2 separate regions of the Homo sapiens genome follow, and region 1 is linked to region 2. The links are chromatin loops, found by intact Hi-C in ENCODE. Cell type or tissue: OCI-LY7. All regions are shown on one strand. Each heading gives the region's core, and the rest is flanking DNA. Links, peaks and the distances in the headings are about the cores only.

Region 1 (17,009 bases), core at 4,102-12,101, 140 kb after region 2:
AAGGGCTGTTTTGCAGATTAAATGAGGGAATGAACACAAAGTGCTTTGGTAAGGCCCAGTTCACAGGAACTTCTCAAAATATGTTAGCTGATAATAATAATAAAAACAGAACAGCAGTTAATCTCATAATGAGACAGTTCAGCAGAGTGGAGCTTGTACATTCAGCCTATGTTGGCAGCAGAGCTTTCTACTAACATCAGTTTTTTGCAGTTATCTAAATACAGGAGGGAGTGGTATTATCAGGCAGTCCTCAGAAACTCTCCCTTGGCCTAACACAAGGCAGAGGCTTGTCCCATTTTGTGGTATCATCCAAAACTTCCTCCTGGCTTTGATTTCTTAATCACGGCTTGACAGCTTCTGAGGAGCTGAAAGTAATGGGATTTGAGAAGAGAAAAACAAAATGTAACACATAGAACTTATCTCTTTGATGAGTTATTAAGAGTTCATAGGCTGGGTGCGGTGGCTCACACCTGTAATCCCAGCACTTTTGGAGGCTGAGGCGGGCAGATCACCTGAGGTCTGGAGTTTGAGACCAGCCTGGCTAACATGGTGAAACCCTGTCTCTACTAAAAATACAAAATTAGCTGGATGTGGTGGTGTGCCCCTGTAATCCCAGCTACTCAAGAGGCTGAGGCAGGAGAATTGCTTGAACCTGGGAGGCGGAGGTTGCAGTGAGCCAGGATTGCACCACTGCACTCCAGCCTGGGTGACAGAGCAAGACTCCATCTCAAAAAAAAAAAAAAAAAAAGAGAGAGAGAGTTCTTAGAGCACAAAGAAATGTGGTCAGTAGGAATGGAGATGAAGATGATGTGGGAAGCATTTCCCAAAGGGCGAATATGTTTTCATGTTTATTTAATAAACTTTATTATTTTTGTGTGTTTGTTTTGAGACAGGGTCTCGCTCTGTTGCCCAGGCTGGAGTGTGGTGGTGCCATCATGACTCACTGCAGCCCCAACTTCCTGGGCCAAAGCAATCCTCCCACCTCAGCCTCCCAAGTAGTTAAGGCCACAGGTGTGCACCACCACACCTGGCTAATTCTTTCATTTTTGTAGAGATAGGGTCTCCTTATGTTGCCTAGGCTGATCTTGAACTCCTGGGTTCAAGCCTCCTGACTTGGCCCCTCAAAGTGCTGGCATTTCAGGCATGAGCCAACATGTCTGGCCTAGACTTTTTTTTTTTTTTAGCAGTTTTAGGTTCACAGAAAGTTGAACAGATAGTACAGAGAGTTCCCACATATAACAACCCCTCCCCCACAACACTCACACATACACACGCAGTTTCCCCTATTATTAACATCTTCGTTACTATGATACATTTGTTGCAATTGATGAATCAATATTCATATGTTATTATTAACTCAAGCCCAGAGTTTACATTAGGATTCATTCTTCACGTTATAAAGTTCTGTGGGTTTTGACATAGGCATAATGTCAGGTATTCACCAATATAGAATCATACAGAATAGTTTCACTGCCCTAAAGATCCCCTGTGCTTACCTGTTCAACACAGCCCCCCACCTTCCCCTGACCCCTGGCAACCACAAATCTTTCTATAGTTTTATCTTTTTAAAAGTTTCATGTAGTTGAAATCATACAATATGTAGCCCTTTTAGATTAGCTTTTTTCACTAAGCAATATGCATTTAAAGTTCCTCTGTATCTTTTTGTGGCTTGAGAGCTCATTTCTTTTTATCATTGACTGATGTTTCTACCAGTTTGTTTATCCATTTACCTTCTGAAGAACATTTTGGTTGCTTCCAGTTTTTGGCAATTATGAATAAAGATGCTATAAACATGCATCCAAAATAAATGAATCTTAAATCCCAACAATAAGAAAACAACCCAAATTAAAGATGGACAAAAGATCTGAACAGATACTTTGCCAAAGAAGATATACAGATGGCAAATAAGCATATGAAAAGATTTTAACCATCATATTTCACTTAGCAATTACAAATAAAAGAATATATCTCCCCATTTTTTTTCTTTAGCCTCTTGATGCAATGGATTACATTAATTGATTTTCAAACGCCAAATCAGTTCTTGAATACCTGGAATAAATCCCACTTAGTTGTGGTGTATAATTATTTTTATACATTGTTGGATTATATTCACTAATATTTTGTTGAAGACTTCACGTCTATGTATATGGGAGATATTGGCTTCTAGTTTTCCTTTCTTGTAATGTCTTTATCTTGATTGGGTATTCAGGTGATATTGGCCTCACAGAATAAGTTAGGAAGTATTCCTCCTGCTTCTATTTTCTGGAAGAGATTGTAGGGAGCTGGTATCATTTCTTCCTTAAATGTCTGATAGAATTCACCAGGGAACCCATCTGGGCCTGGTGCTTTCTGTTTTAGAAGGTTATTAACTATTGATTCAAATTCTTTAATAGATAAGGGCCCAGATCATCTATTCCTCCTTGTATGAGTTTGGGTAAATTGTGTCTTTCAAGAAATTGGTCCATTTCATCTAAGTTATCAAATTTGTGGACAGAGAGCTGTTCATAATATTCCTTTATATATCATTATAAATAATATATAAAATAATAATATAAATGATATATAAATTATAAATATAAATTTTATATAGCATATATTTATAAAATAAATATTTTATATATTATAAATATAATATAAATATATTGATATGATATAAAAATATGGTATATATAAAATATGTTTTATAGCATATAAATAGGAATATAAAAAATATATATATATTTGCTGTTCTTTACATTTTCTTTTCTTTTTTTAATTTTATTATTATTATACTTTTAAGTTTTAGGGTACATGTGCACAATGTGCAGGTTAGTTACATATGTATACATGTGCCATGCTGGTGTGCTGCACCCATTAACTCGTCATTTAGCATTAGGTATATCTCCTAAAGCTATCCCTTCCCCCTCCCCCCACCCCACAACAGTCCCCAGAGTGTGATGTTCCCCTTCCTGTGTCCATGTGTTCTCATTGTTCAATTCCCACCTATGAGTGAGAATATACGGTGTTTGGTTTTTTGTTCTTGCAATAGTTTAGTGAGAATGATGATTTCCAATTTCATCCATGTCCCTACAAAGGACATGAACTCATCATTTTTTATGGCTGCATAGTATTCAATGGTGTATATGTGCCACATTTTCTTAATCCAGTCTATCATTGTTGGACATTTGGGTTGGTTCCAAGTCTTTGCTATTGTGAATAGTGCTGCAATAAACATACGTGTGCATGTGTCTTTATAGCAGCGCGATTTATAGTCCTTTGGGTATATACCCAGTAATGGGATGGCTGGGTCAAATGGTATTTCTAGTTCTAGATCCCTGAGGAATCGCCACACTGACTTCCACAATGGTTGAACTAGTTTACAGTCCCACCAACAGTGTAAAAGTGTTCCTATTTCTCCACAACCTCTCCAGCACCTGTTGTTTCCTGACTTTTTAATGATTGCCATTCTAACTGGTGTGAGATGGTATCTCATTGTGGTTTTGATTTGCATTTCTCTGATAGCCAGTGATGGTGAGCATTTTTTCATGTGTTTTTTGGCTGCATAAATGTCTTCTTTTGAGAAGTGTCTGTTCATGTCCTTTGCCCACTTTTTGATGGGGTTGTTTGTTTTTTTCTTGTAAATTTGTTTGAGTTCATTGTAGATTCTGGATATTAGCCCTTTGTCAGATGAGTAGGTTGTGAAAATTTTCTCCCATTTTGTAGGTTGCCTGTTCACTCTATATTTATTATAGAATATAAATATTCCATAATAAATATATCCATGGGATCAGCTGTGATGGCCTCTCTTTCATGTCTGATATCAATAATTTGTGTCTTCTCTCTTTTTTTCTTGGTTACCTACTAGAGGTTTGTCAGTTCTATTGATCTTTCCAAAGAACCAACTTTTGTTTTCTTTGATTCTCTCTATTGTCTTCAATTTCATTCATTTCTGATCTAATATTTCTTTCAGTTCTTCTGTCTATGTTAGGCTTATACTGCTCTTCTTCCTCTAGTCTCCTAAGGTAGAAACTTTGATTATTGATTTCAGATCTTTCTTCTTTTCTTATGTGTGCATTCAAGGCTATAAATTTCCCTGTAAGCACTGCTTTCACTGCTTCCCACAAATTTTAAGTGGTATTTTCATTTTCATTTAGTTAAGATAATTTTTAATTTCTCCTGAGATTTCTTCCTTCACCGTGTGTTATTTAGAAATGTGTTGTTTAATCTCCAAATGTTTTGGGATTTTCCACCTATCTTTCTGTTACTGATTTCAAGTTTACTTCCATTGTGGTCTGAGAGCATATTCTACATGATTTCTATTCCTTTAAATTCATTGAGGTGTGTTTTATGGCTCAGAATGTGGTATAGCTTAGTGAGTGTTCCATGTCAGCCCAAGAAGAACGTGCACCTTGTTGTTGTTGGGTTAAGTGTTCTATAAATATCAATTAGATCTTGTTGATTGACGGTGTTGTTCAGTTTAACTATGCCTTTACTAATTTTCTGCCTGCTGGCTCTGCTAATTACTGACAGAGGGTTGTGGAAGTTTCAGCTGTCATATTGGGCTTATCTGTTTTTCTTTGCAGTTCTGTCAGCTTTTGCCTTGTGTATTTTGGCACTCTGTTGTTAGGTGCATGCACATCAAGCATTGTTATGTCTTCTTGGAGAATTACCCCTTTACCATTATTTATGGCTCTCTTTTTTTTTTTTTTTTTTGAGTTTCACTCATGTCACCCAGGCTGGAGTGCAATGGCATGGTCTCAGCTCACTGCAACCTCCACCTACTGGGTTCAAGTGATTCTCCTTCCACAGCCTACTGAGTAGCTGGGATTACAAGTGTGCACCACTACACCCAGCTAATTTTTGTATTTTTAGTAGAGATGGGTTTTCACCATGTTGGCCAGGCTGGTCTCAAACTCCTGACCTCAGGGGATCTGCCCGCCCTGGCCTCCCAAAGTGCTGGGATTACAGGCATGAGCCACCACACCTGGCCTAATGCTTCTCTTTATCCCCAGTTTTTCTTGTTCTGAAACTGCCTTGGCCGCAGTTAGTATAGCTACTTCAGCTTTCTTTTTTATTTTAATATTTTGGGTGGCAAAGTGTTTGGTGGAAACTTGGAAAGTGGCTAATAGCACAGACATTTGAATCAGGCGAACCTGAGTACAAGCCAGGTGACTTGTCAAGCGGGGTGACTTTGGGTAAATTCATTCTGTGTCTCAGTTTCCCTATCTACCAAATGGGAAACTATCTCTAGATTGTTGTGAAGATGAAATAGGGCAATGCAATAAAGCACTAAGCAATCTCCTGGCTTGTAATGTGTAAGTAATATGTTTTATTGTTACTCTAGTATACATATTAATATATTCTATTATTAATATAAGCTCTAGGTTGTTATATGATGGAACTTTAGTTGTCTACATGCAAGTACTTTTATATAAAAGCTGGACAGGGCACCCTGAGAAGATAAACTTAGAAAATAGTTGCAAAGTCTCAAGCTGGCATGGATGTCTGGTTGACAGTGCCCTTAAAAGATGAAGACTTTGGCCGGGCACGGTGGCTCACGCCTGTAATCCCAGCACTTTAGGAGGCTGGGGCGTGCGGATCATGAGGTCAGGAGTTTGAGACCAGCCTAGCCAGTATGGTGAAACCCCGTCTCTCATGCCTGTGATCCCAGCATTTTGGGAGGCCGAGGTGGGTGGACCACGAGGTCAGGAGATGGAGACCATCCTGGCTAACATGGTGAAACCCCGCCTCTACTAAAAATACAGAAAATTAGCCAGGCGTGGTGGCAGGCGCCTGTAGTCCCAGCTACTTGGGAGGCTGAGGCAGGAGAATGGCGTGAACCCGGGAGGCAGAGCTTGCAGTGAGCTAAGATCGCACCACTGCACTCCAGCCTGGGCAACAGAGCGAGACTCCATCTCGGAAAAAAAAAAAAAAAAAAAAAAATTAGCTGGGCGTGGTAGCACATGCCTGTAGTCCCAGCTACTCGGGAGGCTGAGGCAGAAGAATTCCTTGAACCCAGGAGGTGGAGGCTGCAGTGAGCCGAGATCGTGCCACCACACTCCAGCCTGGGTGACGGAGCGAGACTCTGTCTCAAAAATAAAAGACGAAGACTTCAGTGTGCCCTGCAGCTCACAGTCAGAACATTTCCCTTCATCCCTCCAGGGCCCTGCAACCAGGGGAACATGCAGTCACCTCCTTTGTGCTGAGCTTCACTCAGTCCTCTTATTAAAGTGAAATTACAGAGGAGCTTCTGTCCCTTGCCATCAGTTTGCAGACACACTGGCTGGGGCCCCTTTCCTTTGGGGAAACATGGTCACACCAAGCCCCCTTTTGAAAAGCGGGCCATCTGTGGTTAGGCAAATCCTGAATAGCTTTTAAAAAGCAATGGAAATAACTAATCGCATGGGAAATATTTATTGTACATCAAGGTTTTTCAAAGGTAGTTATAAAACTATGTATGTAGGGTGTGATTAATTTTGTTTAAAAAAATTTAAAAGGACGTAAGCATAGAAAAAAAACGTGGAAGGATGTGAACCTCAATGTTAACCATGGCTGCCACTGGTGAGGGTGGGATTATAAGTAACGGTAATGGCTTCTTTAGTACTTTTCTCTATTTCTTGTTTGGGCCATTTTTGCCTCCTGTCCTGGTACTGAGTACCACCATAAATACCCATGTGGAGTCAGGGAAAAAGAAAATGGCCAATTCCTTGACGATTTTCGGTTTTGGTAAAATAAAAAATAAAAATAAAAACAAAAACAAAAAGAAAAGAAAATGGCCAATTCCCTGGTCCCATATTTGTCCAATATGACTCTCCCAAGATCCCTTTGCCTTTGTGTTGCCTGATTTCCCCACTCAACAACTTAGGTACCTGTCCCCAGGTCTGGTGTCAGACAGAGCACATATCCCAAGCTCCTTCACACACTAGCTGTGTGGCCTTGGGCAAGTCGCTTAACCTCTCTGATCCTCAGCCTCCTCCTTTTAAAATGAGGATTGTCGTGATGATCTGGCGGCGGCAAAACAGGTAAGGCACTCAGCTCAAAACATTAGGGGCCGTGTCATTTTTGTTTTCATGGCTACGACTGTCCTCCTTCTCCGTTGCAGTCTCCTGACATCGACAACCACCATGCACTCATTGAATATAACGAGGCGGAGTGCAGCTTTGTTCTCCAGGACTTCAATTCCCGCAACGGCACGTTTGTCAACGAGTGCCACATTCAAAACGTGGCTGTGAAGCTCATCCCTGGAGACATCCTGAGATTTGGGTCTGCAGGGCTGACCTATGAACTGGTCATTGAAAATCCACCTCCGGTGAGTCCGGGCCACTGGGGGATAGAGGGGCCATGTCGCCTTCGTGCAGCCCGGCGCTCGGATGCAGCTGCAGGGTGGCGCTTATCCACATTGGTGCCACTGTGATCGCACGCTGCACACAGGCAGCAGAGACAGAGTGGACCCTGTGGAGTTCTGAGTCATTCTGGCGGGTCCCAGGAAGGAGAGAATCTTAGCACCCTCTTCTGGGCATTTCTTGGAGTTGCATCTTGGCTCACATAGAACCAGTTTTCCAAAAATGTGCAACTTCCTGAGAGGAGGCGGAAAACAAGGTGTGCTTTTGAAAATGCAGAGGTGGATTTCATTTTTAGGTAGATGAGCACGCTGCTCCTTCCTAGCTCTGTGACCTGGGCCAGACTTCTTCATATGCCCAGGTCTCTGCCTTCTTGACGGCACATGGCATCAAGAGAATGTCTGTAGAGCCTGAAACTCAGTGTCCAAGTAGACGCTCTTAACACATAAGCGCCTGAAAAGCCAAATCTGTGAAGTCCGAGCCAGTGTTTCCCTAAACATGTCTGATTATCAGAATTTGAGGGGGACTGTTCAGTAAAATTACAGGTTCCCGGGGCCCCTCCATGGGAGATTCTAATTTTGTGACTTGCCAGTGGGGGAGGAGGAGGATGCACAATATCTCTATTTCTTTTTTTTCATACAAAGGTATTTATTGAAGTATTATTTGTAGTGGCATAACATTTGAAACCTAAATGCCCATCAAAAGGGGCATTGTTTAATAAAATATAAGGGGTTCATTCTTATGTGGATAACTATGCTGCTTTTTTTTAAAATGCAGCTTTATTGAGGTATAGTTGACATACAGTAAAACTGTACATGTCCAAAGTACATCATTTGCTAGGTTTGGGAACATGGATATACCTGTGAAGCCATTGCCACAACCAAGACATTAAGTGCACCCGTCACACTACAGGGTTCCTCATGACCTTAGCATTTCTTTGCTTCCTTGCTTTGAACAGCTTTATAGAAGTATAATTTATGCAGCATAAACCCTGCCCATTTTAAGCGTACAATTCAACACATTTCAGTATATTTACAGAGGGGTGCAGCCATCACCACAAGCCACTTTCAGAACATTGCCATCACCATGTACATCCTAGAAAGAAACCTGTGAGATACTTGACTTTTTGTGTTGGTTTGTGCAATTTTTTATGTTTTAAACTGTGGTAAAATACATATAACATGAAATTCACCGTATTCACCGTTTCTAAGGAACAGTTCAGTGTTGAGTGCATTCACATTGTGGCGCTGCTGTCACACCGTCGATCCACAGAACTCTTTTCATTTTGCAAAACTGAAACTCTGCCCCTATTAAACAAGAGCACACTGTCTCCCTGTTGCCCTCTCACCCTAGCCTCTAACGACCACCGTTCTACTTCCTGTCTCTGTGAATCTGACTACTCTGGGTACCTTGTATAAGCGAAATCATACGATATTTGTCCTTTTGTGTCTAGCTGGTTTCACTCAGCACCAAGTCCTCAAGGTTCATCCATGTTGTAGCATGCGTCAGACTGTCCTTCCTTTTGAAAGCTGAAGAATGCTCCCTTGTATGAGAGACCACATTTTGCTTATCCGTTCTTCCATGGGTAGACACGTGGGCTCCTTCCGCCTTTTGCCTATTGCAAATGATGCAGCTGTGAACCTAAGTGTACAAATTTGGGGAGGGGTATTTTGTTTTAATCACATAAGTGTGTCACCCAGTGGTAAAGATGTCCAACCTTCACTTCTGAAGGAGCAAAAGAATGTATTATAAAAGATTCTGTTTTGGCCAGGCATGGTGGCTCACACCTGTAATCCCAGCACTTTGGGAGGCCGAGCCGGGCAGATTGCCTGAGCTCAGGAGTTTGCGACCAGCCTGGGCAACACGGTGAAACCCCGTCTCTACTGAAATACAAAAAAAAAATTAGCTGGGCATGGTGGCGGGCGCCTGTAGTCCCAGCTACTCTGGAGGCTGAGGCAGGAGAATTGCTTGGACCCAGGAGGTGGAGGTTGCCGTGAGCCGAGATCATGCCACTGCACTCCAGCCTGGGTGACAGAGCAAGACTCCGCCTCAAAAAAAAAAAAAGATTCTGTTTTGTATAATAGTTTATATTTTGTTAGTGAATGAGAACGGTAGAGTTATTATAATGGAATAATGAGGAGGAGCAGGAGGGACACTGTGCTAAGGCATTTACCTGCTTTCCCTTATTTAATGCAACAGCCTAGGGCATGGGCTCTCTCATGATCCCCATTTTGCAGACAAGGAATCTGAAACTCAGAGAGGTTAAGTAATTTGCCCAGGACCACACAGCTAGTCACTGTGAATTAAACTCTGTCTCCACTTGCAGGTAACAATTGGGAGAAAACCATTGGGTCAGCTGCTAGGTGCAGCAGTATCATCAACTGGTTTTCAAAGACAACAAAGCACACTTTTTTTTTTTTGAGACGGAGTCTCACTCTGTCGCCCAGGCTGGAGTACAGTGGCCCGAGCTCGGCTCGCTGCAAGCTCAGCCTCCCGGGTTCACGCCATTCTCCTGCCTCAGCCTCCCGAGTAGCTGGGACTACAGGTGCCCACCACCATGCCTGGCTAATTTTTTGTATTTTTAGTAGAGATGGGGTTTCACCGTGTTAGCCAGGATGGTCTCGATCTCCTGACCTCGTGATCCGCCCGTCTCAGCCTCCCAAAGTGCTGGGATTACAGGCGTGAGCCACCGCGCCTGGCCAACAAAGCACACTTTTACAGTCACTTGGCTGTACATGAATTTTAAAAATTCTTATTTCTACATGCAGTTGCCTCCTGCTTTATTAGCTAAGGGACTTTTGGCAGCCAGACATCTGCCCCCTGGCCCATGCCCAGAGTACCTCACAGCAGCCCGAGCGTTTCCAGGGGGCAAGCCGAGCCTCTGTCCCTGCCAGGTTTTCCTCAGAAGACCCCCTGTCCGCCTCCACCCCATCCTCACAAAACTGCTCTCGGCTCCCTTTCAGAGCATTCCTAGATCAAGAGACATTCGTGCAGGCTTCCTCTTAGTGACAAAGGGTCCTTTGCAGGCCTGAGTGAGGGCAGCCATGTGGACTGAGTTTCTCTTTCTGATGGCTTCCCTTTCTATTTGCCTGATGACCTCGACCTGTGAGCTATAAAAAAGAAAAAAGGAGGTAGTGAAGAGCGTCTCTCATCAAATCTCATCTCATTTTGGGGTCCAGTTTTTCTAAGAAATGTGTAGCTGTCTTGATTCCAGCATGCTCTTGTCTCTTATTGATTCTTTGAGTCCCTAGAGAGGGGGCTGTGTCTTCCCCGCGGTAGAGTTTTCAAGGATTGTTTCCTTTGGAAGAGGACTGTCCTAATATTGTAAGGCTTAGCTGTTCTTTTCCCAAGAAAGAGTTCCCAAACAGAAAAATTTATTTCAGGCTTTGTGGTGACCATAACCAACAGAGAGGGACGTGACAGCCATTTCAATAGGAAATGGGAGGTGGAGGCAGAAGTTAGAGACCCAAATGTGTTTGTAGACATCACAGTGGCTAGCGTGGGTGTCCTGAAGTTCAAGTGAGTCTGCCCCACACAGTTCTGCCCTGCTCTTGACCAGCTGTGGGATCATGCACAAGTTGCTTCACCTCTCAAAGCCTCAGTTCCCATTTCTGTAAAATTGGAATCCTAATAGTTCCTCATGTGGGGTTACTGTAGTAGTAAACGGGTCATTGTTTGCAAATTGCTTAGCCCAGTATCTGGTGCCTATGATAGCAGGAAGGTAAGAGGAGCACGCTAGCAGCCACCTGCCTCCACTGTGAGCCTTCCCATGGACAGAAAACCTCCCAAGACCTCCCAACTACCAGGTGGATGCCTTTGCAAATAACTTACCCATGGAGTGACATACAAGGTAGAAAAACAGAAAGAAACTCTTGGTTTACAAAGTACATTGGCACCCACGATATGCTTAAGAGTACACGTTATATATCATAGCTTTTTTGCCAAAGTATAGCCTAGGGGCCGGGCGTGGTGACTCATGCCTGTAATCCCAGCACTTTGGGAGGCCAAGGCAGGAGGATCGCTTGAGGCCAGGAGTTCAAGACCAGCCTGGCCAACATAGTGAAACCCCATGTCTACCCAAAACACAAAAAATTAGCCAGGCGTGGTGGCACATACCTATAGTCCCAGCTAGTCAGGAGGCTGAGGCACAAGAATTGCTTGAACCCGGGAGGCAGAGGTTGCAATGAGCGAAGATCATGCCACAGCCTGGGCAACAGAGTGAGACTCTCTCAAAAAAAAAAAAAGTATAGCCTAGGGCCACCACCTTGCACAACTCCAGTCACCATTCACAGTAGAGTCCACAAAGATGGCACCCCCTGGAGTTGTGCGAGGCATAACCTACAGGGCCATTTGCGATGCCCTGAAGCAACTGTTGAGTAGTAACACTGACTCCCTGCCTAAGTGTCAGGCGTGTGAAATCCAAGTCACAAAGTCAGATGTGCTTGCCGCGTTGTTTCTGCCATTATGATGTTTGCTTGTTGGTTTCTTTAGTGCTTTATGATTTCCAGGAAAGGAGCTGTGAGTGAGGGTTGTCCTGTGAACACTAGTGCTGTTCTTATAAAGCAGCTAGGTAAGGAAACCTACGTTGGCCTGTTCTGCCCTGCTCCCATTCCAGCCAGAGCTTCCCACATGACTTCTGGATGCAGTCCTTCGACCCTCTTGCAACCTCATGACATCCTGCCCAACATAAAGAGTGCCCATATGCCTGGCTACTCACTGCCTTAAAGGGGAAGCTCTTTGGGAGTGCAGTGAAGAACACAAAGGCTTTGGAGTACGATAGACTGAAGTTCAAACTCCAATGGCAATCTAGCCTTTCTGAGCCTCAGTTTCCAACTTTTGCCGGGCAGGAACACATTAACCACAGGCTCCCTTTCCCCCTTCAGAATTTGCATACAGGCCTTTGGGACCATCCCATCACTGTATAAACTGAAGCCCAAAGAGGTTCTGCAGTGTTCCCAAGATTGTGTAATCAGTTATGGCCAGAACCAGGATTAAGTCTCCTGAGTCCCGGTCTGGGAGTCTTTCCCAACAGCCCAGAGCACCTCGGTCACCTGAGAGCTCAGGCAAGTTCCTCACTGCAGTGCTGCCAGCCTGCCACTTCACATGCTCATGGGGGATGATATATCGTGTGGGTAGAAATGAAAGCCACCGATGATAGAAGAAAATGCAGTTTCAGATAGGGGCTTCCTCATTCGCCTCCACTATCTTTTCACCAGGGATGCTGCTGAAGTTCCTGGACAAACTCAGTTCCCCCCTTGCAGTTTCTTTTTTGATGGTGATGATAATGTCTGGCGGCTAATGTTTAATGAGCATTTACTATACGTACCAGGAAGTGTCCTAAGTACTTAATATATATGATCTCATTTAGTTCTCGCAAAGTAAGAAGTATCTGTTGTCATCTCCATTTTACAGGTGAGGCACAAAACGTAACACATTTTTCGGGGTTATAGATGGTAGGAGGCAGAGGAGGTAGATTAACCAATTCTGCTTAATTCTAAATCCCATGTTCTTAACCAGAGGTCGGCAGACTACATCCCATGGGCCAAATTCAGACCATCTCCTGTTTTTATAAATAAAGTTTTATTGTAACACCTCCATGCCCACCAGTGTTTTTCTGCTCCAATGGCAGAGTTGAGTAGACAGAGATCATATGGCACACAAAGCCAAAAATATTTACTCTCTGGCTCTCTTAGCAAAAGTTTACCAACCTCCACTCATAACACTATGCTATTCTGCCTCTTTCATTTACCCAGTGTCTGAAAGAAGGGCTAAAAAGGAGGATAGGAGATTCTGGGGATAGGAGAAAGAATGAATGCCCCCACTATCTGCTAGGAACTGCGCTGGTTAATAGTTTACTTAGTTAACTGAGGAATAGGAAAAAGGGAAAATACGCTTTGAACAGTCTTCATTACCTCTTTTTTTTTTTTTTTTGAGACGGAGTCTCACTCTGTTGCTTAGGCTGGAGTGCAGTGGCACGATCTCAGTTCACAGCAACCTCTGCCTCCTGGGTTCAAGCAATTCTCATGCCTCAGCCTCCCAAGTAGCTGGAATTACAGGTGTGTGCCACCATGCCCAGCTAATTTTTGTATTTTTAGTAGAGACGCAGTTTCACCATGCTGGCCAGGCTGGTCTGGAACTCCTGACCTCAGGTGATCTGCCCACCTTGGCCTCCCAAAGTGCTGGGATTACCCGCCTTCATTACCTCTTTAAAACAGAACTTGGAGATATGTGGTTCTAAATATACACATACATGTATATGCATTTGCATATATAGTAATATAATCATATTGATACATCTGATAAATATGCTTGACATTAATGTATAATATACACAAGAGATGAATATTTATAAATTTTACCTGTTTCTTCAACTGGAAGTTTTTTTTTAAAACTTTGGAATGTTTTCCCTGGGATAACTTTTGAAACAGAAATTTGAGGTTTATAGTCCAGAGGCTGCTGTAGCTAGAGAACTGTTTATTTGTTCCAAATTTCTCCACCTAATGTTTTACTACCTGTGGTTGGTTCCTTGGTCTTAAGTCACTTCTTCTCTGGGGCCACTGCTTTACTCTTACAAGTTTAAAGGTAAATTTGGTGCATGATTATAGCCTGGTGGGTTTTACTCAAACAAGTCAGAACTCGCATTAACACCTTTCATTCTAAGTACATAGTGATATTTGTGCTCAAGTGTCAATAAGCATATTTTCCAGGAAATTTTACTGTTTGCAAGTGTCAGAAACCCAACTCAGACTAGCCTAAGCAAAAGAAGGAGAAGAAGAAGTAGCTGAAGTTATTTTTCATGTAACTGAAAAGGCCAGAAGCATCAGCTTCAGGCCTGGCTAGATCCAGGTGCTCAAGGGATGCTCAGGAATCTGTCTGTTAGGGTTACCTCTCTCGGCTTTGGAGCCCCCCCTCCCTCTTTCTCTGTACCGGGAGTTTCTTCCTTCTGTCTTCTTCCTTCTTTCTTGCCTATTAAACTTTCCGATCCTTAAAACTCAAAAAAAAAAAAAAAAAAAAGGAATCTCTTTCATCTTTGTGAGCTTCACAGTCTCAAGCAGATTCTTGCCCCACCTGTAATGAGGTGGCCACTGGCAACCCCAGCACCTTCCAAACTCAGCAGCTCTAGGAAAAGAGCAAGCGTCTTCATTGGCTTCGTTTGGATCACATGACTATCCCCGAACCAATCAGTGAGGCCAGAGACATGGAATGCTCTGACTGGCCAGGCCTGGGGCATACTCCCTCCCCTGGAGTGGAGGGGATGAGCCCCATTGTGGGAGGGAGGGGTGTCTCCCCCACACCCATGCAGGAGATGGATGCAATGTAGGGAGGAAAAACAAAAAAAAAGCCCATGGCAAGAAAGCATTCCTCCTACCTAAGCTGAGCCTCCGTAATGAGATTCCGTGCTAGGAGCTTGGGGTAAGAAAATGATGAATAATCCATTCTCTATCAGGGAAGTTCCAGGCAGGTCTCCAAGGAAGTAGCGTGGCTTGTTTTTCTCCTCGGTGTATGATGAGAAGGACACAGAGTTGGGGGTTTAGTCATCCATCCCAGGGAAGGTGGCAGTTCCCATCTTCATGGGACCGTTAAGTACTCCCCGTTCTTGAGAAGAATGTGGCTTTGCCTGTAACCAGGCCGAGTAACTGGGGATTGAACAAAGAACCAGAGAGCATGGCACACTTCAGAAGAAACGTCTCGATAGCCAAGCTTTGTCATCTCCCATCCCGATCGTGTAGTATTTTCCTCTACACTGTGCTGTTACAGCTCTTGGAGGGGACCTGCTGATGTGATGAAAGATCCTGAGACCAGGTTTTTTTATATCAAAGGACATTTTCCAAAGCCCATGAAGTGGAGGGCATGGGGCAGCAGACAGCCTCAGGCACAATGTCCTCGGCAAAAACACAGAAGGACTCCTGAAGTTTGCTTCCTCCTCAGATGTCTACAGAGTGTGCAGACAGCCTAGGGGACTGCAGGGAGGAGCGCAGGTGGAAGCCTTAGCATCCTGGTGAAACAGAACACGGACGACCCGGCCCAAAACCCCAGGGATCAACCGTGGCTGTTTCCTGCAGGTCACACTCTTCCCAAACTGCAGCCACATCGCCGCTTTTCCTAAGTTAGTTGATCATGCATTGGTTCATTCAGTCACTCAATCTGGCAAGACTGAGCTCCAGCAGGCCGAGTCTAGGGTAGAAAACGCAGTTTGCAAACATCTAAGTGTTTTCTCCTTAGATTCTCTTTCCCATTTTATGGACTGACCAGGAAATGAATTAGAACTTAAAGGAAAAGGAAAACTTTAAGCTAGAAGGTTTACAAAGATGGAAAGTAAGATGGGCCAGAATGCACTTAGGTGTCCCCTAACCCACCTGGCCAAAATCCAGATAAATGGCCTTTTTGAATAGCTCAAAGGGACCTACTTCTTTAAGTTCTAAAACGTGGAAATAGTATGTAACTTGGCTGTTCTGTGTTCTAACATGTATAATCCCAATTTCTGGAATGGAAAATCCTAGACATAATTGATCCTTTTCTTGGAGACTTAGAATTATTGCCCCATTTTGAATCCTGGCACCCGCCAGGGGCTGTTGAGATGGAGAAGGCTGTCTTCCTGGGCCGCACATAGCACCCTCTGCTGCCCTGGGGCTCTTCTGTCTGCGTTTTAGGGTCTGGCAGTCAGTTCCTGCTCTCTGCTGGGATCAGTGTGCCTCCTTTCCCCCTTCTTTCTTGCCCCTTCCTGTCCTTGTAATTGTGTAGTTATTAGGGTAAAATTGAGTAAGATCAGAGGAAGTAGAGGCTGAAAGTAGACCTAGAGGACTACCTGTATGAATAAGCGACATTAGTGGTTCCATGTGGATTTTGTATTATTTTTTTCTGGTAACTCAAAGGTCCCTTAAAAGAGTTTTGTTTTTGTTTTTTAATTAAATAACCTGGCCAGGCATGGTGGCTCACACCTGTAATTCTGGCACTTTGGGAAGTCAAGGTGGGTGGATCACTTGGGGCCAGGAGTTTGACACCAGTCTGACCAACATGGCAAAACCCCGTCTCTACTAAAAATACAAAAAATTAGCCAGGTGTGGTGGTGCATGCCTGTAATCCTAGCTCCTCGGGAGGCTGAGTCATAAAAATCGCTTGAACCCAGGAGACGGAGGTTGCAGTGAGCTAAAATCGCGCTACTGCACTCCAGCCTGGGTGACAGAGTGAGACACTGTCTCAAAAAAAAAAAAAAAAAAAAAAAAGGAGAGGGGAGGAAGGGGGCATTGATTAAGACTCAGCTCCACCTCCTGGTTGGGGATTACTTATGTGTGTTACATTCTTCTGTAAGGAAGTGTCTCTTCTCTGCCATTGAATTATTTACTCATTCATGTATCTATATCAGTACGGACTCCTCTGTCTTTATTTGATTCTCTGTGCTATAATCCACCTGATGTTATTTATTTTGTAGCTCATATTGTCCTAGCCTTGGCCACTGGAGCGCTTTTGGGTTGGTGCTTATCCCTCTAACAGGGCCCGCACCTTCTGTTTTTGAGCACTTACTCACTTTCTGCTGTTACAAGATGCCCCAGGCTCATAGTGTATTCTCCCTGCCCCAGCCCCAGAATCAGCTGAAGGGTATTTTTTAACTTTGGCTCTGTTTGCCAATTGTTCAATTCAGTTCGGTCAGCAGGCACCTAGAGTGTGTGCCAGGCCCTTCACTGGGCACTG
Region 2 (14,900 bases), core at 2,741-10,740:
GCCTTGTGACAGTGAGTGAGTTCTCACGAGATCTGGTTGTTGTAAATGCTGGCATCTTCTTCCTACTTTCTCCTTCTTGCTCCTGCTTTTACCATGTAATGCACAATACATGGTAAAAGCAGGAGCAAGAGAGAGAAAGTAGGAAGAAGGTATCTTCTTTTGCCTTCCACCATGATTGGAAGCTTCTTGAGGCCTCCCTAGAAGGGGATGCTGGCACCATGCTTCCTGTATAGCCTGCAGAACCATGAGCCAATTAGACTTCTTTTCTTATAAGTTACCCAGTGTCAGGGATTTCTTTATAGCAATGCAAGAATGGCCTAATACAGCCAGTGACCAGTGACTGAAACCCCACTCAAAGAATGGTTTGCAAATACAGTAAATGGGAATGAAGCGGCATACGTAAAGAACACTCAAGGTCAACAGCTGGCTTTGGACACAGCTGGCGCCAGGGTGTCCGATGTTGCTTTCAAGACACTCAGCCTTCTTCACCTCTTGGGTTTGCTATCGTTTATACCAGTTAATTCTCAGACAGATTGTCCCCATTTGTTGGCAAAATGGTCACAAGACAAACACTGTCTCAGCCAGCAACCCCTGCACAAGAGAGACCCTCTTGCCAGGCGGTTCTAGCAAAGTCTCAGGGTGGAATCCCATTGGCTTGGATAGGATTGCAAACTCACCAAGGGTGGAGGCAGCCCACCCAGGCTTATGGCCTGAGGACACAATGCATGCACGGATTTTCCGCTCTTAAGAGGTGAGAGAACAGCAGCCCAAGAGCACCCTGCGGCTCTTAGGACGTGCGAAGCCAGTGGATCCTCTAAAGTGGCCCGGCAGGGGCCTCCTCTTTCCCAACACAGGCTTCCTCTCCCCTGCAGGTGGGGCTGGGCAGGCAGACTCCAGGGGAGAGGAGCCCCCTGATATTCAGACAGGAGAAAAAACTTAAGACCAAGCACCCAGCAGCTCACATAAGTGCCAGAAAGAGAACTGAGAATTCAGGGACATCCAACCTTGAGCTGAGGACTGATAAGCACCAATACTGATTGGACCATCACACTGTCTTTTACGCCAGCATTTCTCAGTGAGCACTACTGACATTCTGGGCCAGTTTTTGTTTTGTTTTGTTTTAATTTTTGTAGAGACAGGATCTCTCTTTGTTGCCCAGATTGGTCTCGAACTCCTGCGCTCAGGCAATCCTCCCACCTTGGCCTCCCAAAGTGCTGGGATTACAGGCATGAGCCACCGCACCAAGCCCAGATCATTCTTATAGGATGTTTAGCAGTATCCCTGGCCTCTACTCACTAGATGCCAGTAACAACATCTGTCTACCTAGTCAGAACAACTCAAAATTTCTCCAGACATTGCCAAATGTCCCTGGGGGAACAAAATCATCCCTGATTGAGAATCACAGCTGTATGTGTTTTTGCTCATTTAGTCTCCACAACAATCTCGGGTAAGCATTGTTTTCCCCATTGGTCAGATGGGAAACTGAGGCACGGAGTGTTCCATAGATTTCCCAGTGTCCCACCTTAGTGAGTGGCAGCTAGGACCTCAGCCTCAGCAGACTGGCTCTCTGTGGAGTCTGGGCTCGAACCCACTGGGCCATTACAGCCTTGGCCCTAAAGCTGGCTGGTCACACCCAGCTGTTTACAGTAAAATTTCCTGAAGCCAGATGTCCCCAAGGCGAAAAAGACCTCCTCATTATTAAGTACTGCACGGTTGGAAGCTGGATCCACCCCCTCTGCCTGGAAGAATATTGCTCTGTAAATTATAGGCTTAAAGGGTAAAGACAGCCCCATCAGCCCCGTGAGCTCCTGACTTAAAACAAGGTAATAATTTAGGGACTTAGAAAGGTCTGGTTCGGTGAGTACTTATAATAGCTAATCTTGCACCACACCTGCATCATCACCACCTTTTTTAAATTTTTAAATTTTATTTATTTTTATTTATTTATTTTCTTGAGACAGAGTCTTGTTCTGGCGCCCAGGCTGGAGTGCAGTGGTGCAATCTCGGCTCACTGCAACCTCCGCCTCCCAGGTTCAAGCAATTCTCCAGTCTCAGCCTTCCAAGTAGCTGTGACTACAAACACGCGACACCACGCCCGGCTAGTTTTTGTATTTTTAGTAGAGACGGGGTTTCACCATATTGATCAGGCTCGTCTTGAACTCCTGACCTCAGGTGATCTACCCACCTCAGCCTCCCAAAGTGCTGGGATTACAGGCCATCATTTTTTAAAAATAGACAATAGGAAACAACCAGGACATTTTGGAAACTTGCCCACGTCCAAATTGGGCAAGTGATTCAGGCCCGGCCACTAATACAGCACATTAGCGGCGGTGCCTGGCAGCAGCTGGGTGTGCCAGCCTTCCTCCCCTTCTAACCAAGGTTGGAGCTGAAAGACCTGGTGGGGCTGACTGTCTGTCACCCAGGCTCTGCCACATACACCAGGCTGTGTGACGTGGGGCCAACTCCTTACCCTGTCTGAGCCTCGGTAGAGTCGGAGCGGATGTTCTCTGAGGTCTTTTCCCGGCTCTGAAGTGGTAGGTTGGGTGAGGAATGGAGGTGTGGGCTGGGTGGACAAACCAGGAGGGGTCCCTGTTCTTCCATGTCCCACCTCAAGTCCTAGATAAGGAAGAAAAAGAATGGACACCCTCCTATCACCATGACGCCACATGGCCGTCGACAGCCACCACCACTCCACACACTCACAGGGACCCGCCTGCCTGCGCCCCAGGCGCGGCCCGGGACCTCCCAGTGGGGGTCCGCCTCGAGCCTTGTGGTTTGGATTTCATGGGAAATTCCTGGGTGGGAACCAATCAGGATGGAGAGGGGAAAGCATCTCTGCTGAGACCTCCCGATTGATTGGCTGGCCTCAGGGAACTGCTCCGCCCCCACTCCGTGAAGTTCTTGGAGGTGGGGGTGCTGCTGATCTTAGTGCCCTTAGGATCCTGCTGCCCCCACCTCACCCCCAACCCCGCCTTCAGGGAAGTCTCAGGATCCTGGCTGGACCAATCCAGCCCTGCAGCCCTGGCCCATGATGAAAGGCCCGGGAGTAGACTCCAAACCTGAGAGGTGAAAATCAGAACCCTTTCCGACAGGGCTCAGAATTGCAGGTGGCGGTGAGCTGCCGCTTTTTTTTGGATCTTAAGCTGTACGACGAGTCCCAGAGCTGCAGGCTGCCCCATCCCACCCACAAGGAGATGCCTAGAGAACGGGGCCCAGCCAGAGTCGGATGCCTAGATGCGGGAGGGGGGCAAGGACAACTGATCTATTCTCAGATCCAGTCGTCTCCAAGGCCACGTCCACCCCTGCTTTCTGAGGTTTGGTTGTGATGCACTAAGCACCACCACCCTACCATTCCCATTTCTCTGTGTCTTAGTTTGCTAGGGCTGCCATAATCAAGAGCCACAGGCCACGGTGCTTGCACAACAGACATGGACCCGCCTATGGTCCTGGAGGCTGGAAATCCAACCTCAGGGTGCCAGCAGGGTTGGCTTCTTCTGAGGCCCCTCTCCTTGGCTTGCAAACGGCCATATTCTCCTTGTGGTCCATCCACGGTTGCCTCTCTATGTATGTGTGTGCCCAAATCGCCTCTTCTTATAAGGCAGTAGTCATGTTGGATTAGGGCCCACCCATCTGACCTCATTTGAACTTAATTACCTCTTTAAAGATCTGATCTCCAAATACACCCTTAGGTACTCCACATCTGAATTTTGAGGATATGCAATTCAGCACGTAAGAGTCTCACACACTACCCCCATCACCAGCTAAAGACAACTAGAATTGGATTCCACATGCTTGACTGGAGAAGATTCCCAGGTAAATGACCTACTGTCCACTGGCCTTGACACTGAGGTGACTCCCACCCTTTCTCCCAGCAACTACATACCACACACATGCACACACACAACTCTCGCCTGCATTTTAAGGACTCTATCTGCATTACACAGAACAACTTGGAAGCATGAAAGAATCCTAAATTCTTCTGTTTTTTTAATTGACCCAGTCTTGCTGCTAGAGATGAGTAACAAGTGCCCCCATTTTTCCCGGAAAAAGACAAGGAGTTACTATTATTCTTTATTATTTTCTCTTCTTTTCTCCATTTCTCCCTGTTCTTCACTTCCTACTTAGCTCTTTAGAAATGCAGTTATAGCCTTTTACCTCCTCTTCCCCACACACTCCTTACAGGGCAAGTTCACCTAATCATGTGCTTAGAAGCTCCAAAGCAAAACTCTCACCCACCAGGAGGTTTCCTCGATAGATAACAGTTGATTGATGACCCAAAGTATGCCCATGAAGATGCCAACTCGAGTCCCAGTAAATAAGCCATCAAGGTAGCATGTGAAACCCCCCTGCTCACTTCCACCCCTGTGTAGGCCCCTTTTAAAAACACTCCCCTTCTGCTCCAAAGGCAAGGTGGAACCCTTAAGGCAGGAAGCCTGTACTTCTTTCCCTATGTTAGCTTTGGAATAAAAAGTCACTTTCTTTATACCAGACCTAGCTTGTTAATTAGACTCTGCAAGTGGCGAGGAACTGAATCTGCATTTTGGTTACAATGTCGTCCCCTTGAGCCTGTGAGAGTTGCAGAGTCAGAAGCCAGGCTGCTTTTGTGGGCAAGTTATGGCTCTGTGTCTCCTCACTGCCATGCCACCATCTGGACACCCCAGGACCATCGCCCCTCTTTTGGTTTCTTCACAGGGTTTCCACATGGCTCTTTTCTGGCCAGGTTCCTCTCCAGGACAACTCCGGTTCTAGCTCAGGATAGAGATCAACCCAGCGCCAAGAGGATGGAGCCAACACCACCCTGACAGCACAGAGCCCTGGTACACTTGCTGCAAGATGCTCTTCCAGGAGCCTCTCAGAGATAGATGGGCATGCAACTGGCATCCCCAAACAACTGGAGCAAGTCTTATCAAAGTTGCTTCCATCATTTATTCACTCAACAAACACTTGCTGGGTGTGTGTGCCTTATGCCAGCACTATGTGAAATAGATCTACTGACAAAACAGTCTCTGGCCTGAAATAATGCACACATACATATATATCATGTCAGCAGGTGCTGTGAAGAAAAGAAACACAAAGCAAGAGTGAAAGACTCCAGGAGACACGTGTTAGGTGGGCAGGTTCATTTGGTTTTGTGGTCACTTAACCCAACAAACTCCAGCATCGAGGTCACCAGAGGCTTCAGACTGGCTTGTTAAAAACGGCAACTTTGCCGACACCCTCTTGGTGACACAAGAGTGAAGGCCCTGGGGTGGAGTCCTCACTCACAGGAAAGCCAGTCCATGTCACTGACATCAGTCTCCAAACCCAAGCAGAAAGTTCCTCTATGGCTGGGTTCCCCAAGACCACCCTGACTATTCCAACCACATCCACAACCAGCTCTACTATTATTGGCATAATAGCTGCCTATTTTAAATCGGGCCAGACCTGACATCACTGCCTGTGTCTGTGTAACCACAGGCCTAAGACGCTGGCTCTGTTTTCTAATACATAGATGTGGGTACGGATATGTGTGCCTCTATGTGCCAAGTATGCACATAAATATACAAATAAATATTCCTGCAAATGCTCACCTGCATGTCCCCCAAATCAGGTCACACTCCATGAGGGACATAAGTGCCACAGTTGGGAACCACTGCTTTATGGCACCCAACAGATTCCTCATGCAGCATCGGCCTGCAGTCTCCTGTGGCTGTGAGCTCACTGTACCATGAGTCTGCCTGTGCCCTTCTTAGTTCCAGTTGCTCATGGGGACTTTCTATCACTCTGCCTCCTGGTCCCTCTTCCACGTTGACCCTCTGTTATTTGTTTTGTTTTGGGGAGACAGAGTCTTGCTCTGTCACCCAGGCTGAAGTGCAGTGGCACGATCTTGGCTCACTGCAACCTCTGCCTCCTGGGTTCAAGTGATTCTCATGCCTCAGCCCCCTGAGTAGCTGGGATGACAGGCATGAGCCACCACACCCGGCTAATTTTTGTATTTTTAGTAGAGACAGGGTTTCGCCATGTTGGCCAGACTGGGCTCGAACTCCTGACTTCAGGTGATCTGCCCGCCTCGGCCTCCCAAAGTGCTGGGATTACAGGCGTGAGCCACCGCGCCTGGCCTGTTATTTTTTTTAAGCAGCATAAATGCCTCCCTCCCAAAACATCTCCTTCCCCCAACCCCATTACAGACCCTCAAGCCTTTTCCATGCCCCTTGTCCTTCTTCCATGGTCTCCCCTTCCATCTCTTCCTTCTCTGGACAATCCTCTCATAAATACATCCCTGAATAAGGACACCGTGCTCCCACATAGGCCCAAGCAGTGGAATCGTAATGAAGGGCCCAATTCCCAAGGGTCAGGCCCTGTGCCCTTTACATGAGATCTAATTGAGTCCTTGCTGTAATCCTGGCAGACAGGTACTCTTATCCCCACTTTACAGAGGCAGGAAAAAGTTAAGACACTGGCCCCGGGTCACATAACTAGTAGTATCAAAAGTAGGGATTCGAACCCAGATGTTTTTAACTGCTATCCTCCCTTAACCTGGACTTTATGCTCCTAGTAATACGATCGAATATTGTATCAGCTTTTAAAATAATCTACATCCCACAGTTGCCTCATTTATCTTGTGGGCAGCTGAATGGGTGGTGTTCAAGTCAAGCTGCTCACGAGAGTCACTGGAGTACTCTTGTTAAAAGTTCCGATTTCTAGGTCCTTCTCCAAAGCCAATAATTTAGGGTTTTGAGATAGGGCCTAGGGAATCTACACGCTAAAGTTAAAATGCTTATTTCCAGGCCTCGGGATTTCTGATTCACTAGGTGTGGGGTGAGTCTGGAGCCTACGTAGTTTTTAAACTTCCTTTGGTGATTCTGTGGCATGACCAGGGGCCTGGGACCAACCGCCCTGGTATATATGGCTCCACTATAGGCAGCGCCTGGGCCATTATAGCTCGCAGTCCCAGAACTCGCCACTAGATGGCAGGACAATACGCCCCTCACCAGCCTAGCCCAGCTCAGCTCAAGAAGGACCAAAGCAGCCTAGGCCACTCAGAGATCCAGGCCCAGTAGACAAAGTTTCAGGTGGGCAGGGCCCCCCACCATCCCTGCCAGCTGTCTGCAATCCCAAAAGGTGGCTTTTGGGGGGGAAATGGCTTTTGTTTTCTTTCCTCCACAGGATGCCAGAAACATCAGTGGGGTCGGCAAAATTTGAAAGCTGGCCTCAGGACAAATAAAACCTGTTAAGCCACCCAGATTCCCTTCCAGCCAGGAGGCCCAGATCCTGAGCCCAGCACGCTGTGAGGACGATAGACCACCCAGCAGGAGATGAGTTGAGGAATGGCCTGATGCCAGGCAGGAGGTCTTCCTCTGTGCGTGCAGCTCCAACGTGAAACGGCAGCTTTTTCCCTTCCTCTGAGGGGTGGCAGGCAGGTGGCCTCCTGGAGTAAAACCACAGGACCACAGGACCACGTGGGCAGCCCCAGGGAGTCAGACACACACGTGGGAACCTCGAAGCAAGACCCTGAACATCACTTTGTCCAGCCGCCTGCCTCCTCTTCATGTTCCTACACGATTAATGAGCCTCCCTCCTGGCCCCTGGGCATATGGGGAGCGCCTCCTCCTCTGGGTGCCAGGACCCCCCTGCCAGGGACAATCAGGCAGCCAGGTGTGGCCTGTGAGAAAGGGGAGGCCCTTGGGTCACATGAAAACTGATTCAAGGAAGGACTCCATGGTCACCAGAATGATGGGTCCCCAGAGGCCCACACTCTGGTTCCTAGAACCCGTGACTGTGATACTTTACATGGCAGAGGGAGCTAAGGTTGCAGGTGAGATGAGTGCTGCTCATCAGTTGACCTAAAAATAGGAAGAATATCTAGATTAGATTATCCAGGGGGCCCTATGTAGCCACAGGGATCCTTAACGCTGGGTGAAGGAGGAGAAAGAAGTGGGTCAGAGGTAAGTGTGGCTACTGAAAAGGTCAGAACGGTGCAACATGAGAAAGACTCAACTTCCATTCCTGGCTGTGGAGATGGAGGAAGGCGCCACAGACCAAGGAGTGCCGGCAGCCTCTCACTGCTGGAAAGGACAAGGGAACGGATTCTCCCTAGAGCCTCCTGAAAGGGACACAGCCCTGCTGACACCTTGATTTTAGCCCAGTGAGTCCCATGTCATATTTCTGGCCACTGAACCGTGCAAGAATAAGCCACCAAGTTTGTGGCAATCTCCTACAGCAGCCACGGGAAACTCACACACTGGGCAAGGTGGCTCATCAAGGTAGGTAACATTTGATCCTCAGGGACGAGGCTGGGTGAGATAGAGCAACGTGTGGGACTCACACTGCTGGTGTTAAAAGATAAATGGTGGCACATTAAAAAGTTAAAGAGTTTATTTGAGCAAACAGCAATTCATGAACTGGGCAGCACCAAATCGAAGGTGGTTCAGGGCTCCTCCAGAGGAGTTTGAAGGAAGGGCTTTGATAGAGTAAAGAGGAAAATCAGATAAATTAAATAAGGAATGTGGAAAATAAAGAAATTATTTGATTGGTTAAGGTTTGGGCAGTTGCCTTATTTAGATGATCCTGGTGGAAAGTTCCTGATCATGTAATTAATGCTTAGCTGGTCTTTTATGATTGGCTAAGGTTAAGCTTCACCTTGTTTATATAGAATCCCAGGGCATGGGAGCCACCTCAGCCTAATGGCCTCCCATTTTATTTTAACACTAGGTAAGAGAAACAGCTCACATTGGGCCAGACATGGCAGTTCATCCTTGTAATCCCAGCACTTTGGGAGGCCAAGGCAGGAGGATCACTTGAGGCTAGGAATTCAAGATCCAATAATAAAATTTTTTAAAAGTTGGCATCAAACTTGGTTCTAATGCCCATGATCTCAAGGTGTTGTGCCCCCAACAGACCAGGCAGCTTCTAAATGGCTCCCAATGACCCCACCTTTTGTGAAGTCCCCTCTCCTTGGTCATGTCTTGCTTCTAAGAATAGAATCCAGTAAAAATGATGGGCTGTCACTCCTGAGATTAGGTTATGAAAGACTGTGACCTCCATCTTGCTTGTGTATGTGTGGGCGTGCTCGCTCTCTGTCTCTCTCTCTGTGTGTGTGTGTGTGTGTGTGTGTGTCTCCTTATTTGCTTGCATTGATAAGGCCAGCTGCCAAGTTGTAAGCCATCCCATAAAGAGACCCATTTGACCAGGAACTAAAGTGGTCTCTGGCCAACAGCCTGCAAGGAGCTGAGTTCTACCAACAACCACGTGGGTAAGCCTGGAAGCAGGTCCCTCCCCAGTTGACCCTCGGGATAATGCAGCCTGTTAGGCATCTTGACTGCAGCCTGTGCCAGACCTTGAACCAGGAGCACCAGCTTTCATCCTGACTCACAGAACCTATGAAATAATACATACTGTTTTTCACAGAACCACTACGTTTTGGCATAATTTGTAACATGGGAATAGATAACTAATATGCCAAGGGAACAACAATTTGCAGAAACATTGCCCTTCCTCCCCCAGAGTGTGCAGTTGGCTCTTAAGAGTGTGTTGTGTTGAAAACCAGAGTAGGGGCCACTCCCAGGCAACTGATTCCAGACAACTAGTAAGTTAATGAGATGAATAATAGTGACAACATTGATAATAGTAATAGTTAACCTTGTGTAGTGCTTACTAGGTGACAGGCATTATTCTAAGTTCATTAAATATAATGAAATGTATTCGGTCCTCACAGCAACCCTACAAGGCAGGTGTTGCTATTTTCACTCTTTTACAGATGAAGAAACTGAGGCACAGAAGGGTTAAGCTGTATATAATAAAACAAATCGTTTTGGTTTGGTTTTTCTAGAAACAAGGTCTTACTATGTTGCCCAGGCTAGATTTGAACTCCTGGGCTCAAGCAATCCTGCCGCCTCAGCCTCCCGAGTAGCTAGGACTATAGGCGTGTGCCACTGTGCCCCGCAAATGTGAGAGTTTTGTTGGGTAGAATGCAAAGGTGGCATGAATTTGTTCAAGATAAAATGCAATATCTCAAAGCAAGTCTGTGCCTGCCAGGGTGCAGCCCCAGCTAAGCACATCCCTGCTCTCAACTGCATCTCCCAAGAGCACCTGTCCCCTCTCTTGTCCTTGCTTTGGTCTGGGCAGTGACCAGACTGAGAAACAGCAGCTGGTTGGCTGCTGGGGCCTCCAGCCTGACTGAGCAGGTGTCTGCACGAAGCCGTTGCCCAGGATGGTGACCCCCGGCCCTCACAGCACAGCACCCAGACACAGACACTCCGGGCCAACATTTGGGTTAAGAGGGAGATGTGAACATTTTTCCAACAACACAAGTTCTATTAACTCTGGAATCAGTTTTTACATTTTCCCATCTAAAATCTTAGATGAGTTACATAAGTGAAAACTTACTCATGTTGTGATAGTACTTTTTTTTTTTTTTCAAGACAGAGTCTTGCTCTGTCACCCAGGCTGGAGAGCAGTGATGAGATTTCGCTCACTGCAACCTCTGCCTCCCGGGTTCAAGCGATTCTCCTGCCTCAGCCTCCTGAGTAACTGGGATTACAGGCACATGCCACCACGTCCAGCTAATTTTTGTATTTTTAGTAGCGACAGGGTTTCACCATGTTGGCCAGGCTGGTTTCAAACTCCTGACCTCAGATGATCCACTGCTTTGGCCTCCCAAAGTGCTGAGATTACAGGTGTAAGCCACTGCACCCAGGTTACTTTCTACAATTATATGAGTTGAATAGATATTTGTGGGCTAAGTTGGAAAACCACCTTGGTTTTGATAACACTGTCACTATAAGAAGAAAAAAAAAATACACACACACACACACACACACACACACACACACACACACACACACACAATTTGTAGAGATGGGGTCTTTCTATGCCCAGGCTGGTCTCAAACTCCTGGCCTCAAGCTATCCTCCCCTCTCGGCCTCCCAAAGTGTGAGGTTACAGGTGTGACCAGCCACACCAGGCCAAGGAAATATATTTTAATTCCCAGGCACCCACCTATCAAGAAACTTTTGAAATGTAACCAGCTCCGGTGTGGACTGGCCAGAACCCACAAAACAACAATCAGGGCATTCGTGTTCATTGTCAATTGAAATGCCATTGGGTAAATAAGGCCAGAATAACTTTTTCTCCCCCAGGCAGCCCTGCTATTAAAGAATCTCCATTTGTCTGTAGAACTGCATACCTGGGAGGAGAGAAATAATTTTTAACACAAGGGGCAAGGACTAGTTTTTTCCTCCAGGAATGAAAGATACTACTAATTTCATAGGAAAATGAGAACATCAAGAAATAAAACTGGGGTCCTTCTAAAGCGAACAGGGCAATTTTAAAGATTCTTAGACTCATACAAGAGACCTTGCATCAAGCTCCCCCTGCAGAATGGTCACGAGGTGCCTGAGATGTTTATTCTTTCAGCCCTCAGGTGACTAGCAGGTGATCTCATGTGACCAGCAGGTCACTTCTGGTCAGGACCAGCCTTATCTGTTGACCTCAGGGTGCCAAGCAATTATGGGAAGTAAGGCCCTTGTGCAGAGACCCTCAAGCTATAAATGAGCAGGAGAATCACCTGGGTGGTTGCTGAAACTGCAGATAGCACACCCCAGCCCCAATGAGCTAGCTGGTTTTTAGTACCAGAGTGATATGGTTTGGCTGTGTCCCCACCCAAATCTCAACTAGAATTGTAGTTTCCATAATCCCCACGTGCCATGGGAGGGACCCAGTGGGAGGTAATTGAATCATGGGAGTGGTTTCCCCCATACCATTCTTATGATAGTAAGTTTTCATGAGATCTGATGGTTTTATAAGGGTCTTTTCCCTTCACTCAGCTCTCATTCTCCTTCCTGCCACCCTGTGAAGAAGGACGTGTTTGTTTCCCCTTCTACCATGATTGTAAGTTTCCTAAGGTCTCCCCAGCCATGCTGTACTGTGAGTCAGTTAAACCTCTTTCCTTTATAAATTACCCAGTATTGGGTATGTCCTTATAGCCACGTGAGAACGGACTAATATACAGAGCCAAGGCATGTTTGAAGTACCTGGAGAGTTTAAAAACCCTAATGTTAGAGTTCCTTTCCACCCCAGAAGGTTCCTATTCAATTGGTTTGAGGTGGGTCCCACAGTTATTCTTTAAAAGAAGCTGCTAACATGTGGACAAGATTGGATATCACTGCTTTCTCAGCCCAACTGCACACCCAAGGTAAGAGTTTCCTAAGACACCTTGACAGGTGCATCTGGCCCAGGTCTCAGATGTTTTCCCGCCTTCCTGCTGCTGAGACCAGAGCAAGCACTGTGTTAATGCTGGCTGCCACTACTATTATTGTTGTTATCATTTTTATTGTCACCATTAGTATTGGATCATAGCTGCAAGTTCAGCCCACCTGTTCCCTCCCCGTATTCCACGTGGAACCCTGTGGTTTCAGTGAAGCATGGGAGCTTCGTGTTCCATTCTCCTGCCTGTCCCTGGAGATTGGGTCAGCAATGAGCATGTGACCTCATCAGAGCCAATACGATTCCATTCCAGGACTTATATTGAACTATTGGCCAAGAGAAATACTCTCTTTTCCCCTTGGAGGATGACAGCCTGGAGGAGCCAGAGGCACCACAATGAAAAAGAGAGGCTGCCTAAGAATAAGACAGTACAGAAGAGGTGAAGCCAAGAGCTGGAGAGAGATCTCGTCTAAGATGACACTGTTTGATATCCTATTCTGGGCAGAGGGAACAGCAAATGCAAAGGCCCTGGGGTCAGAGGCACTGGGGTCCGGGCTGAAGAACATTGAGGAGGACCTTTTGGCTGGAGTGAGGTGAGTGGGAGGGGGGTAGGAGCTGAGGTCAGAGAAGTGAGGCAGGCAGAGGGCATCAGTAGGGCATTATAGATTACCATAAGGACATTGACTTTTTTTTTTTTTGAGATGGAGTCTTGCTCTGTCCCCCAGGCTGGAGTGCAGTGGTACAATCTCAGCTCGCTGCAGCCTCTGCTTCCTGGGTTTAAGTGATTCTCCTGCCTCAGCCTCCCGAGTAGCTAGGATTACAGGCGCCTGCCACCACACCTGGCTAATTTTTTGTATTTTTAGTAGACACAGTGTTTCACCATGTTGGCCAGACTGGTCTTGAACTCCTGACCTCAAGTGATCTGCCCACCCACCTTGGCCTCCCAAAGTGCTGGGATTACAGGCGTGAGCCACTGCGCCCGGCCTCAAAATGGTCTCTTGAATGTTGAATAGAGTAAATGTGACATCTGGCATCTACACATGGACATAAAGATGGAAACAACAGACACTGGAGGCTATGAGGGAGGAGAGAGAGACGGGAGCAGGGGTTGAAACCGATCTGTTAGGTACCACGCTCACTACCTGGGTGACGGGTTCCATCAAACCCCAAACCTCAGCGTCACGCAATATACCTTTGTAACAAACCTGCACATGTACCTGCTGAATCTAAAAGTTGAAAAAAGAATAAATTTAAAAAATAAAAGCTTGCATCCAAAAACCATGGAAGAATGGTTACTAGAAAACCCTAAACATTGATGACAATGGCTCCAAGGTAGCCCAATTATCTCTGGGGAAGATCAATGCATCTAATTGTTCCTCCCAATTTACAGACAAAGCTGAAGGGGTGGGTTGCCCCTCCACACCTGTGGGTGTTTCTCGTTAGGTGGAACGAGAGACTTGGAAAAGAAAGAGACACAGAGACAAAGTATAGAGAAAGAGAAAAGGGGGCCCAGGGGACCGGCGTTCAGCAGACAGAGGATCCCCGCCGGCCTCTGAGTTCCCTTAGTATTTATTCATCATTCTTGGGTGTTTCTCAGAGAGGGGGATGTGGCAGGGTCATAGGATAATAGCGGAGAGAAGGTCAGCAGGTAAACACGTGAACAAAGTTCTCTGCATCATAGACAAGGTAAAGAATTAAGTGCTGTGCTTTAGATATGCATACACATAAACATCTCAATGCCTTGAAGAGCAGTATTGCTGCCCGCCTGTCCCACCTCCAGCCCTAAGGCGGTTTTTCCCTATCTCAGTAGATGGAACATACAATCGGGTTTTATACTGAGACATTCCATCGCCCAGGGACAGATGCCTTCCTCTTGTCTCAACTGCAAAGAAGCGTTCCTTCCTCTTTTACTAATCCGCCTCAGCACAGACCCTTTATGGGTGTCGGGCTGGGGGACGGTCAGGTCTTTCCCTTCCCACAAGGCCATATTTCAGACTATCACATGGGGAGAAACCTTGGACAATACCTGGCTTTCCTAGGCAGAGGTCCCTGCGGCCTTCCGCAGTGTTTTGTGTCCCTGGGTACCTGAGATTAGGGAGTGGTGATGACTCTTAACAAGCATGCTGCCTTCAAGCATCTGTTTAACAAAGCACACCTTGCACAGCCCTTAATCCATTTAACCCTGAGTGGACACAGCACATGTTTCAGGGAGCACAGGGTTGGGGGTAAGGTTACAGATTAACAGCATCTGAAGGCAGAAGAATTTCTCTTAGTACAGAACAAAATGGAGTCTCCTATGTCTACTTCTTTCTACACAGACCCAGTAACAATCTGATCTCTCTTTCTTTTCCCCACACAAAGCCACTGGAAGCTAAGGCACTTGGTGTTCCTGACCCTGTCATTTACCAGCTGTGTGGCTTTGGAAGCATCACTTCCCTTCCCTGGACACCAGTTCCTACCTGTAAAATGGGAAGATTAGACTAGATCATCTCAGGTCAACAGGCACCATCGGGAAGGGAACCTTCTCCCAAGGCTCAGAAAACCTCTCATGCACACATTTCCAGCAAAAGACCAGATGACCTTTTTAAAAGCGGAAGTGCTGTTGGCAAGAGGGTTTGTTTATTTGTTTGTTTGTTTTTAAGACAGAGTCTCACTGTGTCACCCAGGCTGGAGTGCAACGGGGCAATCTCGGCTCACTGCAACCTCCGCCTCCCAGG

Evidence for each region. Peaks named below come from ENCODE experiments on the same cell type or tissue, not always from the same donor. Only the 100,000 strongest peaks of a DNase experiment are listed, where the experiment ranks them.
Region 1: it touches region 2 in a loop (12-fold over the local background); 81 of 110 quality-filtered maps call a loop at or near these places.

The regions. Positions count from the first base shown.
Region 1 is chr1:15,265,242-15,282,250 of GRCh38, forward strand. FHAD1 (forkhead associated phosphopeptide binding domain 1) reads left to right here. Exons shown (of 34, transcript NM_001391957.1): 3 at 7,082-7,288. Among named protein-coding and RNA genes, the nearest start is that of FHAD1, 27 kb to the left of the region's middle. In OCI-LY7, for the core only: a CTCF peak has its summit at 7,491 (motif pointing left); a DNase peak (open chromatin) is centred at 7,460.
Region 2 is chr1:15,121,758-15,136,657 of GRCh38, forward strand. TMEM51-AS1 (TMEM51 antisense RNA 1) reads right to left here. Exons shown (of 5, transcript NR_027136.1): 2 at 2,471-2,616. Among named protein-coding and RNA genes, the nearest start is that of TMEM51-AS1, 23 kb to the right of the region's middle. In OCI-LY7, for the core only: CTCF peaks have their summits at 6,946 (motif pointing right) and 7,157; a DNase peak (open chromatin) is centred at 6,944.